Linked DNA regions of Homo sapiens: all the other regions are linked to region 3. A link is a contact called in ENCODE Hi-C or POLR2A ChIA-PET data. All regions are on one chromosome and are shown on one strand. The core of a region is the stretch at or near the end of the contact, and the rest is flanking DNA. Distances in the headings are between cores, read along the strand shown. Region 1 overlaps SLCO3A1 (solute carrier organic anion transporter family member 3A1). Region 2 has its middle 370 kb from the start of LINC02207. Region 3 has its middle 79 kb from the start of CHASERR.

Region 1 (3,511 bases), core at 237-2,736, 860 kb before region 3:
TATTTTTCCTCCTTTTTAATTTTTATGTTTAAAATATCTTCTATTCATTAACCTTCATGGAGCTTGTCTGTGTGCAACTTCATCTGAGAGCGCTCAGGCTTCCCTCTCTCCTCTGCCCAATGCAGTGCTTTGCATACTGTAGGAGCTGCATAAATGCCACTGGCTTATGGGCATCTGCAGTTCTGAGAGTGAGGGCTGGGGGCTGGTCTTAGGAGGGCAGCTCTCAGGCTACAAATGGGGGCTTGCACCAGCGTACTGGCTGAGGACTGCCTGCCTTTGAGCTAGGTCTTACCCATCCACGACAAAAATGAGAGAACAGTACAAGGTGGAGAGTTTGTCATAAGCTTAATTTATTCAATTTAGAGTCTTGTTCTTTATTCTAGACAATGCCACCACCTACTGTTTTGCTGTTTAAATGTACCTAATTTTAGGAAATCATAATTTTGGATCACGGCAGCTTTTCTTATTAAAATTTTACTTGTAGAAATAAAAAGGTGGCACCTCTGTCATTTACCCCTCAATATTTTATATTTGACTCTTCTGTGAAATCCAAAAATGTAGCAACTGCTGAACCCCACAATGTCTGATCTATAGCAGGCATTTCAGAGCCTCCAGGACTTGATTAGATATTGTTACACAGTGGTGATATGAGAACACACACCTGTCCATCGTTGAGATTTTGTTTTATGTATATTCCTATAGCTGTGCAGGTAAAACATGCCATTTAGCAGTGCTACTATGGCACAACTGCAGGGGGCACCATGTAGAGACCGTAGTTGGATGTGGCCTGGAGTTGTGTGTCAGTGGCCATCCCTCTTAGATTGACGATGCCCAGGCTCACTGGTTTTCAAACTTTGTTTTGCAACAGAACTCTGCTGGAAATGTATGTTTGTTTGTTTGTTTGTTTGTTTCGAGACCGAGTCTTGCTCTGTCGACCAGGCTGGATTGCAGTGGCCCAATCTCAGCTCACTGCAACCTCCACCTCCTGGGTGAAGGTAATTCCCAAGAAGCTGGAATTACAGGCGTGCACCACCACGCCCGGCTAATTTTTGAAAAGAGATGGGGTTTCTCCATGTTGGCCAGCCTGGTCTCAAATTCCTGACCTAAAGTGATCAGGTCACTGATCACTCCTCCCAAGGAGCTGGAATTACAGGCATGAGCCACCACACCCAGCCCTTTGCTGGAAATCTTAAGGGGAGTTCCCCTATTGATCAGACAGAGCAGAACTGCTCTGCCCGAGTGGGCGTGGGGCCCAGGGCCCAGCCGTTTGACCTCGTTCTGCCTCCCTTTCTCTCCTAAAAGCATCTCCCTTGACCTTCTGTCCTTGTAATTAATTCAGGTCTCCACAGAGCACACTGAAAACCTCAGGTCTAGTCTCATTTCCATTTTATAGAAATTGATGGTAAAAGACACATAGCATAAAACGTAGCATCTTACCCATTTGTAAGTGTGCAGCCTAGTAGTGTTAAGGACACTCCCAGTGTTGTGCAATCTCCAGAATGTTTCGTGTTGCAAAACCGAAACTGCACTCATTAAACAACTCCCCATTCCCCCTCCCCTCAGCCCTTGGCAACCACCAGTGTGCTTCCTTCTGTCTCTGTGAGTCTTGCTATCCTAGTTACCTCCTGGAAGTGGAACCCTACAGTATCTGTCCTTTTGTGACTGGTTTACTTCACTTAGTATCATGTCCTCAAGGTTCATCCAAGTTGTAGCCTGTGTCAGAATTTCCTTCCTTTTTAAGGCAGAATCATATTTCATTGTAGGTGTAAACCATATTTTGTTTATCCATTCATCTGCTATGGACACTAGGATTGCTTGCACCTATGGCTGCTGTGAATTAATGCTGCTATGAACCATAGGTGTGCAAAATGTCTTTTGAGTTCCTGCTTTTAATTCTCTTGCTTACACCCAGAAATGGAAATGCTGGATTATATGGTAATTCCATGTTTAATTTTTCGAGGAACCGCCATACTGTTTTTCATACCCAGTGCATAATTTTCATGTCTCATTGTTGATAAAATAGAGGTGACTAGGAGGCTCCAGGAAGAAGCCAGAGCCCCAGAGGACACAGAATGGCCTGGGAATGTATTCCCTCCATCTGTGCTAGGTCATGATTTGGGCATCGCTGGCTTCCTCTCCCCAGAGGCCAGCTCTTGCTGGATTCCAATGACCTGGTTCCCTCTTTGTGCCTCTTCAGGGCTACCCTCTGGTGACTGCCTCCCATGTTGCTTGTCTTGGGTGCCTTAGCATCCCTCGGTGGGTCCCTTGGCTCTGCCTTCACTTCTGTCAATAGACCTCCATTAGCTGCTCTTCATTGGAAACTTTTGAGCGTGCCATTTGCTACCTGCACATCTTGTCTGATATAATTACTAGCAGGATGACCTTGGGCACATTGCACAACCTCACTGTACCTCAGTTTCCTTCATCTATAAACTGCCTCCCTAGGGTTGCTGATGTATGTTGATCTATTACAAAGGACTGAAAACAGCCACTGGCACATAGGAAGCCCTCACGTAAGTGTTCACCATTATTTGTATGATTACCATATCCCTGTGCAAGGTCCCTCCTAAGATGTAAGCTGCCTTAGGTCTCCAGGGCTCCCCCTTTGGAATGTGAGCCCCTTACAGATTCAGTACCTGATTTCTGGGCTTCGAGGCAAGACAGACATGGCCAAGGGGAGAAAAGCAGTATTGGAAGGATGCTCCCAGACCTATCCACCAAAGTGAGACAAAGCATTGGGTGAACCCTCTTCTCAGTACCAGCTTCACAGAATAGTAAGCAGCTGCAGCGTGGGGCTCAGAGTGGCTTTGGCTTCTGTGCTTACTTAGCAAGTGATCCGTCACAAGTCCTGCCAGCTCCCTTTGGAACTCTGTCACCCCGCTCAGCCATGGACAAGCAGACAGCCACGGATATTATGACAATGCAAGTCCTGGAGGGTTTGCATCTCTGATATGGAGGAGTCAGAGTAATCCTTCCCACTCTCCCCCGAGATGCTTTTCAAAGAGGAGCCTGCTTTGAGTTCTGAACATCTGAGTCTTTCACGAAGGAATGTGGAGAAATCGAGGGGGCTTTTCTTCCCTGCAGAACTGATGATGGCCATCCAGAGGGGGAAAGGCACGAGCAGGCTCCCTCTCTCTCTCTTTCTCTCCCCCTCTTTTTTTGGGTGCAACAGAAACCTTGCACTTCCCTTAAGCTTTCTGTAGTACATGTTAAGATTCCTCTGCCACGCCCAAATTTCAACTTTTCTCCAATATTCTCTTTAACTTAGAATGAGGACTCAGGCCCTAATTGAATTGTCTTTGAACAGTTTTTGTTCTGAGCTATGAACTGTATATTCCCTTTATTCACCCAACAGATATTTATTAAATATTTTTGGTTGGGCATGGTGGCTCATGCCTGTAATCCCAGCACTTTGGGAGGCCGAGGCAGGCGATCACGAGGTCAGGAGTTCGAGACACCCTGACCAACATGGTGAAACCCTGTCTCTACTAAAAATACAAAAATTAGCTGG
Region 2 (3,616 bases), core at 984-3,483, 680 kb after region 3:
CACTCTGACACTGGGGTTATGAAGAGGACAAGATTTAATAACAAGGGGGCCAACAGATGGAAGGTACCTGAGGCAGACACACGCATTTGTTTTTGTGAGCCATGGAGACAGGTGTGCTTGGTCCCAGCCGCAGCTTGCCAGTGAGCCGGCTGGCTTTTATCTGTGTTTCAGGCCAATGATCCTCAACCTTTTTGGCACCAGGGACCAGTTTCATGGAAGACAATTTTTCCATGAATCAAGGGTGGGGTAGGATTCAGTGCATTACATTTATTGTATACTTTATTTCTATTATTACATTTTAATATATAATGAAATAATTATACAACTCCTCATAATGTAGAATCAATGCCCTGAACTTGTTTTCCTGCAAATAGATAGTTCCTCTGGAGGTGATGGGAGACAGTGACAAATCATCAGGCATTAGATTCTCATAAGGCACACGCAACCTAGATTCCTCGCGTGCGCAGTTCACAGGAGGATTTGTGCTCCTATGAGAATCTAATGCTGCGGCTGATCTAACAGGAGACGGGGCTCAGGGGGTTAATGCTTGCTTGCTCACTGCTCACCTTCTGCTGTGGAGCCCAGTTCCTAACAGGCAGGAGCCCAGGAGTTGAGGACCCCTGTTTTAGCCAGAGGATAGGCAGAACCAAAATGGGTGTTCCCCATGAGTGGGCAATTTAAGTCCCAGTGAATTTTGAGTGCCTCAAGTATATTTAGTGTAACTTTTGATCCTTCCATCTTTCCCATCTTCCACCTGCACCCATGTGCTCAGCCTACCTCATCTTTGTGTAACTCACCTCACTCTACTTCATTTCTTCTATGATCATTGGCCTGTTTCTGTTATTTTCTAGAGATGCATCGAACATCTTTAAACAATAGAGCCAACATCTATCACAGCACATATTCCAGCACTCTCATGTGAAACAAGTGTGAACTGAGGACCTGAGTGCAGTGTGAGAGAAGCAAGCCTGGGACATAGCCCTTCTTACTCCTAGTTCAACACAATCCCCATGATCTTTTAACTTTCTTCCTGTTCTCAGGGTGAGATAAAGAGGAATAGAGACCTGGCTAAGCCATCTGAAACAAACAGACAAGCAACTCAGCACTACAATGGGACTTTTTGGATATATTTGGAGGCAAAGGAATATCAGTTCTTGTCAACCTTCATTTTGCAGACTGTGTGATGTAGCAGAAAAAAGCCAGAGAGATGTGGGTGGAAACCCCAGCCTTTCTATTTGGCGAAATAACTTGACCCTGGGAGAGTTCCTCCTTTTTTAGCCTACAAAATTAGTAGGAGAATAGAGTTATTATGAAAATTATACGAGAAAGAGTATGCAAAGTGCTAATCATTGAGACTGGCTTAAAGCTAGGACTCAAATAAATATGAGTTCTGCTATTTTTCCACATACCTCTTCTCACTTCTTCATTGTAAGCTTCAATTTGTCCCCAAGCCAATGGCATTCACTGTTCCCATTAGTCTCCTGCTAAAATTTTGACTCAAGGTGGTGACAGGGAGTGATGCTGTGTTTGGCCGTCCCACCTGACAATGAGAGGGACTGAATTATGGCGGGAACTCTTCGGCCAAGGGTTGCTTTCTGCTAGGTCTCTTCGGGGGATGCTTCATTCTAGAGGCCAAGAGCGCTTCAAAGAAGGACCAATAAATTGTGCTGGGGGCTGACAACCACACTGCCAAGGGCAGAGTTGCACATGGCAGGCCTTCTTCTTCCTTTAGAAGAACTCTCAACCCCTGGGGTAGAGTTTCCTGTAAGTGTGGGTGTTAAAATGGTTTGTTTTGGTGTTGTTTTTGATACATGCAACTCCTTCCAGAGGCTAAGACATGAAAAGTCCTGCCAGGAAATCATCACTGAGGAATAAATAATATCATAACCCTCTCCTGAAGCCCAACAGTTATTCTCCACACACTCATCCTCCAACACCCTGTCCCAGTTGCCAGCTCCAAACTTATAGAAGTCTCAGCAAACAGGCATGAGGCAGAAACATGTTCCAAAGCTGTCTTGGCTCAGCAGGGTCCACCCATGCTAGCTAGGATGGGGAGAATTCCAAGGTAAACAGGCTGCGTTATCACTCCAGACTTTCTTGGCAGGAACAAACCGGTTTCCAGCCCCAAAACATATTTTGTGTGGATAATGGACAACTAGTTACAGAGTAAACACATGAGGAGTTCGCAGGTGTTATGTTCCTTTGTGTTCGCCAACCAGATGTTCTTGTGTGGGACTGGCGTTTTCCGCCCCCTGGGTGTCCCATGCTGAACTGAAAGTCATTCTTTCTTCCCCCTCTCAATGACATCAAGAAGAATTCTCACAGGATATTTCCCAAAATGAGCTGTAGATTTCACTTGCAAACAAGATTAAACTGTTTCTGTCAATTTCTTTCTTTCTTTTTTCTTTTTTCCTCAATCTGGATTATTCCAAGTAGCATTAGTCAAAATAAACATGTAAATCTTGACCTTTAGAAAAGTAACTACTATAGCAGAGTTATAAAAGTTACCTTAGGGAACTCAGGCTGTGAAATTGATGCCCGTGTCCTCGTGCTCTGGGTTGGCACTGGGTGCTGTGGACGCCACCTGTGCATTGCTACAAATCAAGGCCAAAGGTGGAACATGCCAGTGCTATTTCCACCGCTCCTGGTCAAGGCATCTGGCATGCTGGGGCCATTTGAAGAGGTTTGGACAGTATGTTCTCCTTATGGCCTACTGTGCTATGGATCCATGGGTCAGTTTGGAGAAAGCTGAGTGCTTCTAGAATATCTGACAGATCGAAGTGGGGCAGTGAGGTGAATGAACTTGGGTTTAGGAAATGAAACTTCATCAAACTGTGTCTGAAGTCAATCTCATGTGTCATTAGCCTTGAAAGGTTCTACCTGGTTCTCGTTGAACAAGTCTTGGCCTGGGCCCTGAACTTGCTTGGCTGTAGCAAGGGAAGATTACACAAAACCTCTTTTGCTGTCACGCCTTATCACTCCTCGAGCAGAAAGGAGTTCCTCGTTTTTCCATGCCACCTTTCCCAACACAGGAGTAGCGCCGGGCCAGGTCTCCTCAGTCGCTGAGTCTTGGTGTCATCCAGGCTTCCTATGACACGCTCAGTGCAAGGCAACTTGAGCTGCTCAGGCAGCCTGCTGTGTAGGATCCTCTGGTCTTTCCCCAGTGATGATAAAAAGAGGTAGCCCTAAAATGTGTGAGACATTAAAGGTTGATTGTAGAAGATACACGCAGCATGGTTGGCTGCATAAGAAATTCAATGACGGCTGGGTACCGTGGCTCATGTTTGTAATCCCAGCACTTTGGGAGGCTGAGGTGGGCATATTACGAGGTCAAGAGATCGAGACCATCCTGGCCAACATGGTGAAACCCTGTCTCTACTGAAAATCCAAAAATTAGCTGGGCGTGGTGGTGTGCACCTGTATTCCCAGCTACTCGGGAGGCTGAGGTGGGAGAATCGCTTGAACCAGAGCCTCCCAAGGTGCACCAGAGGTTGCAGTGAGCCAAGTTTGCACCACTGGACTCTAGCCTGGCGACAGAGTAAAACTCCGTCTCAAAAAAAAAAAAAAAAAAAGAAAAGAAAAAGAAATTCAATGACACATGTGCTATGTGCTTCTC
Region 3 (3,815 bases), core at 366-2,865:
CCACCAAGCCCAACTAATCTTTTTGTATTTTTAGTAGAGATGTAGTTTTGCTATGTTGCCCATGCTGATCTTGAACTCTTGAGCTCAAAATTATCCACCCACCTTGGCCTCCCAGAGTGCTGGGATTACAGGCATGTGCCAACATGCCCGGCTGGGGCCATGCTCTTTCTGAAGCCTCCAGAGGAGACCCTCTGTTCCATGGCTTTTTCTTCTGGTGTTGGTGGCAGTCCTTGGAGTTCCTTGCTTCATGGATGATACTTCACTCCAGTCTCTGTGGCAGAAATTCTCTGGTGTGTGTAGACAAGCCTTCCTCTGCCTCCCTCTTAGGAAGATACATGTGATAACACTTAAGGCCCACCCTGATCATCCAAAATCATCTCCCCATCTCAAGATATTTTTTTTTTTTTGAGATGGAGTCTCGCTCTGTTTCCCAGGCTGGAGTGCAGTGGCGCAGTCTTGGCTCACTGCATCCTCCGCCTCCCGGGCTCAAGTGATTCTCCTGCCTCAGCCTCCTAAGTAGCTGGGACCACAGGCATGTGCCACCATGCCCGGCTAATTTTTGAATTTTTAGTAGAGGTGGGGTTTCACCATGTTGGCCAGGCTGGTCTTGAACTCCTGACTTCAAGTGATCCACCTGCCTCGGCCTCCCAAAGTGCTGGGATTACAGGCGTGAGCCATCGTGCCCGGCATCAAGATCCTTAAATTAAGCTGGGCGTAGTGAGCCGAGATCATGTCACTGCACTTCAGCCTGGGCTACAAAGCAAGACTCCATCTCAAAATAAAATAAAATAAAATAATTTTTTTTTTTTTGAGACGGAGTTTCGCTCTTGCTGCCCAGGCTGGAGTGCTATGGCACGATCCTGGCTCACCACAACCTCCGCCTCCTGGGTTCTAGTGATTCTCCTGCCTCAGCCTTCCAAGTAGCTGGGATTACAGGCATGAGCCACCACACCCGGCTAACTTTGTTGTATTTTTAGTAGAGACAAGGTTTCTCCATGCTGGTCAGGCTGGTCTCGAACTCCCAGCCTCAGGTGATCTGCCCACCTCGGCCTCTCAAAGTGCTGGGATTACAGGTGTGAGCCACCACACCCTAAAATAAAATTGTTTTAAAAGTAAGATCTTTAACTTACACACCTGCACATTTGCAAAGCCCTAGTTGTTGGGGTTTTGTTTTTTTGTTTTTTTTTTTCTTTGAGACAGAGTCTCACTGGGATTGCAGGTGTGAGCCACCTTGCCCTGCCTGTGTTTTGGTTTTTGTTGTTTTTGCCAGATAAAGTAACATTCAGTTTCCACATATTGGGATATCACTGGGAGACCATTATTCAGCCCACCACACACATCCCCAAATCTACCAGGTTAAATGGAGGTAGATTTTTAAGCTTCCCAAGTAGCTGGGACTACAGGCATGCACCACTATGTCTGGCTAATTATTTTTATTTTTTATACAGTTGGGGTCTTGCTACATTGCCCAGGCTGGTCTTGAACTTCTAGGCTCAAGCAAACCTCCTGCCTCTGCCTTCCAAAGTGCTGGGATTACCGGTATGAGTCACCACACTGAGCAAGGGAGAAGAATTTTAAGAGTCCCTATAATAACTCCACACCTCTCTAAAAACCGCACTGCTCGCCCCTCCCCACTCCCACAGGTTTTGGAGTTTCTGACTCCTGAAAGAGAATGAGTCACAGACAGTTCCCGTCAGAAAAGACTATGTCCCTCCCACCTCTCATTTAGTTCCCGTTTGTTTAGGATTCAAGTGTCTTGGGCAGTTAGATAGCTCCCCAGCCTACCCAGTTTCCCTCTTGCCTCCCCTCTACTACCCCCAGAAATGCTTGTGCAATATTGGACTGACTCACCCAGAAATAACTCATGACTCTCCTTTGTTTACAGTTTAAGAGACTAGGGTGTTGAAATATCTCAGCAAAGGCCACTGAGGGACTCTTCAGTCCAGGGACAATGAAACACTGGACAACCTGGGAGGAGTTAGGTACATTCTCTGGCCTTCTCTCAGAGGGGCTTTTGCTGTGTTGTAACAGGCAGTGGAGTGTTGGTAAATATTTAACAAGGCATCTCCAAGGGGAAAAGCCTTAATATGTAGTGTTTACCTATTCCTGTGGTGTAAATACCCCTGCTATGGCCAGTTTCAAGCTACCAACATGATGTCATTGAAACCAAAGTTGGAAAGAAAAGTGCATCATCATTCTGAGCAGCTGACTCCAACACGCCACTGTAGCTCCACTGACCTAAGGGAAAACTGTCAGTCTTCACTCCATAAGGATGTACAGGCCCAGGGGCTGGACAATGTAGCTCTTGGAAGATCACAATAGAGTCAGTTTCCTAATTTCAGGGACCAACTGTTACTGCTAAGAATAAATGGGAGGCCAGGTGCAGTGGCTCACACCTGTAATCCAAGCACTTTGGGAGGCCGAGGCAGGTAGATCACCTGAGGTCAGAGTTCGAGACCAGCCTGACCAACAGAGTGAAACCTCGTCTCTACTAAAAATACAAAAATTAGCCAGGCTTGGTGGCGTGCACCTGTAATCCCAGCTACTCAGGAGGCTGAGGCAGGAGAATCACTTGAACCCAGGAGGCAGAGGTTGCAGTGAGCCGAAATCACACCACTGCACTCCAGCATGGGCAACAGACCAAGACTCTGTCTCAAAAAAAAAAAAAAAAGAACAAATGTGTAAAATAGTCACAGATCTTTACAATCCCATCCAGCGATGAGGTTCTAGGTACAAAACAAACATTAACATCTTTCTCCTCTGGAATCGCTTGAACCAAGGAGACAGAGGTTGCAGTGAGCCAAGATCGTGCCACTGCACTCCAGCCTGGGAATCAGAGTAAGACTCCGCCTCAGGAAAAAAAGAAAAAGAAATCTTTTTCCTCTGAACTCTCATCAAACTTCTATTTCTACATCTCTTTTGATTTTTTTTATTTATCTAACAATGACTGTGCCAAGCAATATTCCAAATAAGGTATATACCGTGACACAATCCAACCTCACAACAAGCCTACAGGCAAGTACTTTATGTATTTATTTATTTGTTTACTTATATATTTGTTGACACTGGGTCTCACTCTGTTGCCGAGGCTGGAGTGCAATGGCACCATCTGGGCTCACTGAAGCCTCGACCTCCTGGGCTCAAGCGATCCTCCCACCTCAGCACCCCCAGAGTAGCTGGGATTACAGGCACACGCTACCACACCCAGCTAATTTTTGTAATTTTAGTAGAGAGGGCATTTCACCTTGTTGCCCAGGCTGGTCTCGAACTCCTGGACTCAGGCGATCCACTGCTTCAGCCTCCCAAAGTGCTGGGATTACAGGAGTGAGCCACCAAGCCCAGCCTGGAACAAGCACTTTTTACAAATCTGTTTTACAAAGGAGCAAACTGAAGCGCTGAGAGGTTAAGTTACATGTCCAAAGTCACAAAGCCCTGAATTGCCTTTGCAATGCCCCTTAAAAAGTGGCAGAATAAATGCCCAACCCAAGAAGCTCTTCACATATTTGATTTAGATTCCACATAAAAATAAAAGCACTATGTATACATATTTACATATGGCATATTTATGATCTACTTTATAGTTATTTTGTAGCTGTTAGTAATGAAAATAAGAACAATTTTATACATCATGTGCTATGGAGAGACCACTAGACATGGTCATTGTTCAAAGGTCTAAACAGGAACTACATTTCTAAGAAATAGTTTATTTATTTTTTTTAGAGATGAGGTCTTACTATGTTGCCCAGGCTGGTCTTGACTCCTGAGCTCAAGCGATCCTCCTGCCTTGGCCTCCCAAAGTGTGGGGATTACAAGCA

Evidence for each region. A loop is a pair of places that touch in the nucleus more often than their neighbours do. ChIA-PET counts read pairs that join two places held with the same protein, here RNA polymerase II (POLR2A). Pooled maps may share reads with other maps.
Region 1: a loop to region 3 is called in a pooled map, with 4 times the contacts of the local background. The contact joins two enhancer-like sites. A Hi-C loop is called at or near these places in 1 of 50 pooled maps. POLR2A ChIA-PET finds 5 or more read pairs at or near these places in 2 of 52 experiments (BJ and H1).
Region 2: a loop to region 3 is called in a map of ovary, with 9 times the contacts of the local background. The contact joins two enhancer-like sites. A Hi-C loop is called at or near these places in 2 of 168 maps with a recorded cell type or tissue (chondrocyte and ovary) and 3 of 50 pooled maps. POLR2A ChIA-PET finds 5 or more read pairs at or near these places in 1 of 52 experiments (Panc1).

What each region holds. Positions count from the first base shown.
Region 1 is chr15:91,941,690-91,945,200 of GRCh38, forward strand. The region is part of intron 2 of SLCO3A1 (solute carrier organic anion transporter family member 3A1); the gene reads left to right. Among named protein-coding and RNA genes, the nearest start is that of SLCO3A1, 90 kb to the left of the region's middle. Within about 2 kb of position 1,487, at least 21 of the 41 ENCODE cell types and tissues checked have a DNase peak (open chromatin) inside an H3K27ac peak, as active enhancers do.
Region 2 is chr15:93,484,003-93,487,618 of GRCh38, forward strand. No RefSeq gene overlaps it. Among named protein-coding and RNA genes, the nearest start is that of LINC02207, 370 kb to the right of the region's middle. Within about 2 kb of position 2,234, at least 11 of the 41 ENCODE cell types and tissues checked have a DNase peak (open chromatin) inside an H3K27ac peak, as active enhancers do; they include ovary, where a contact is called at or near this core.
Region 3 is chr15:92,802,281-92,806,095 of GRCh38, forward strand. No RefSeq gene overlaps it. Among named protein-coding and RNA genes, the nearest start is that of CHASERR, 79 kb to the right of the region's middle. RefSeq lists an enhancer at 2,162-2,211. Within about 2 kb of position 1,616, at least 34 of the 41 ENCODE cell types and tissues checked have a DNase peak (open chromatin) inside an H3K27ac peak, as active enhancers do; they include ovary, where a contact is called at or near this core.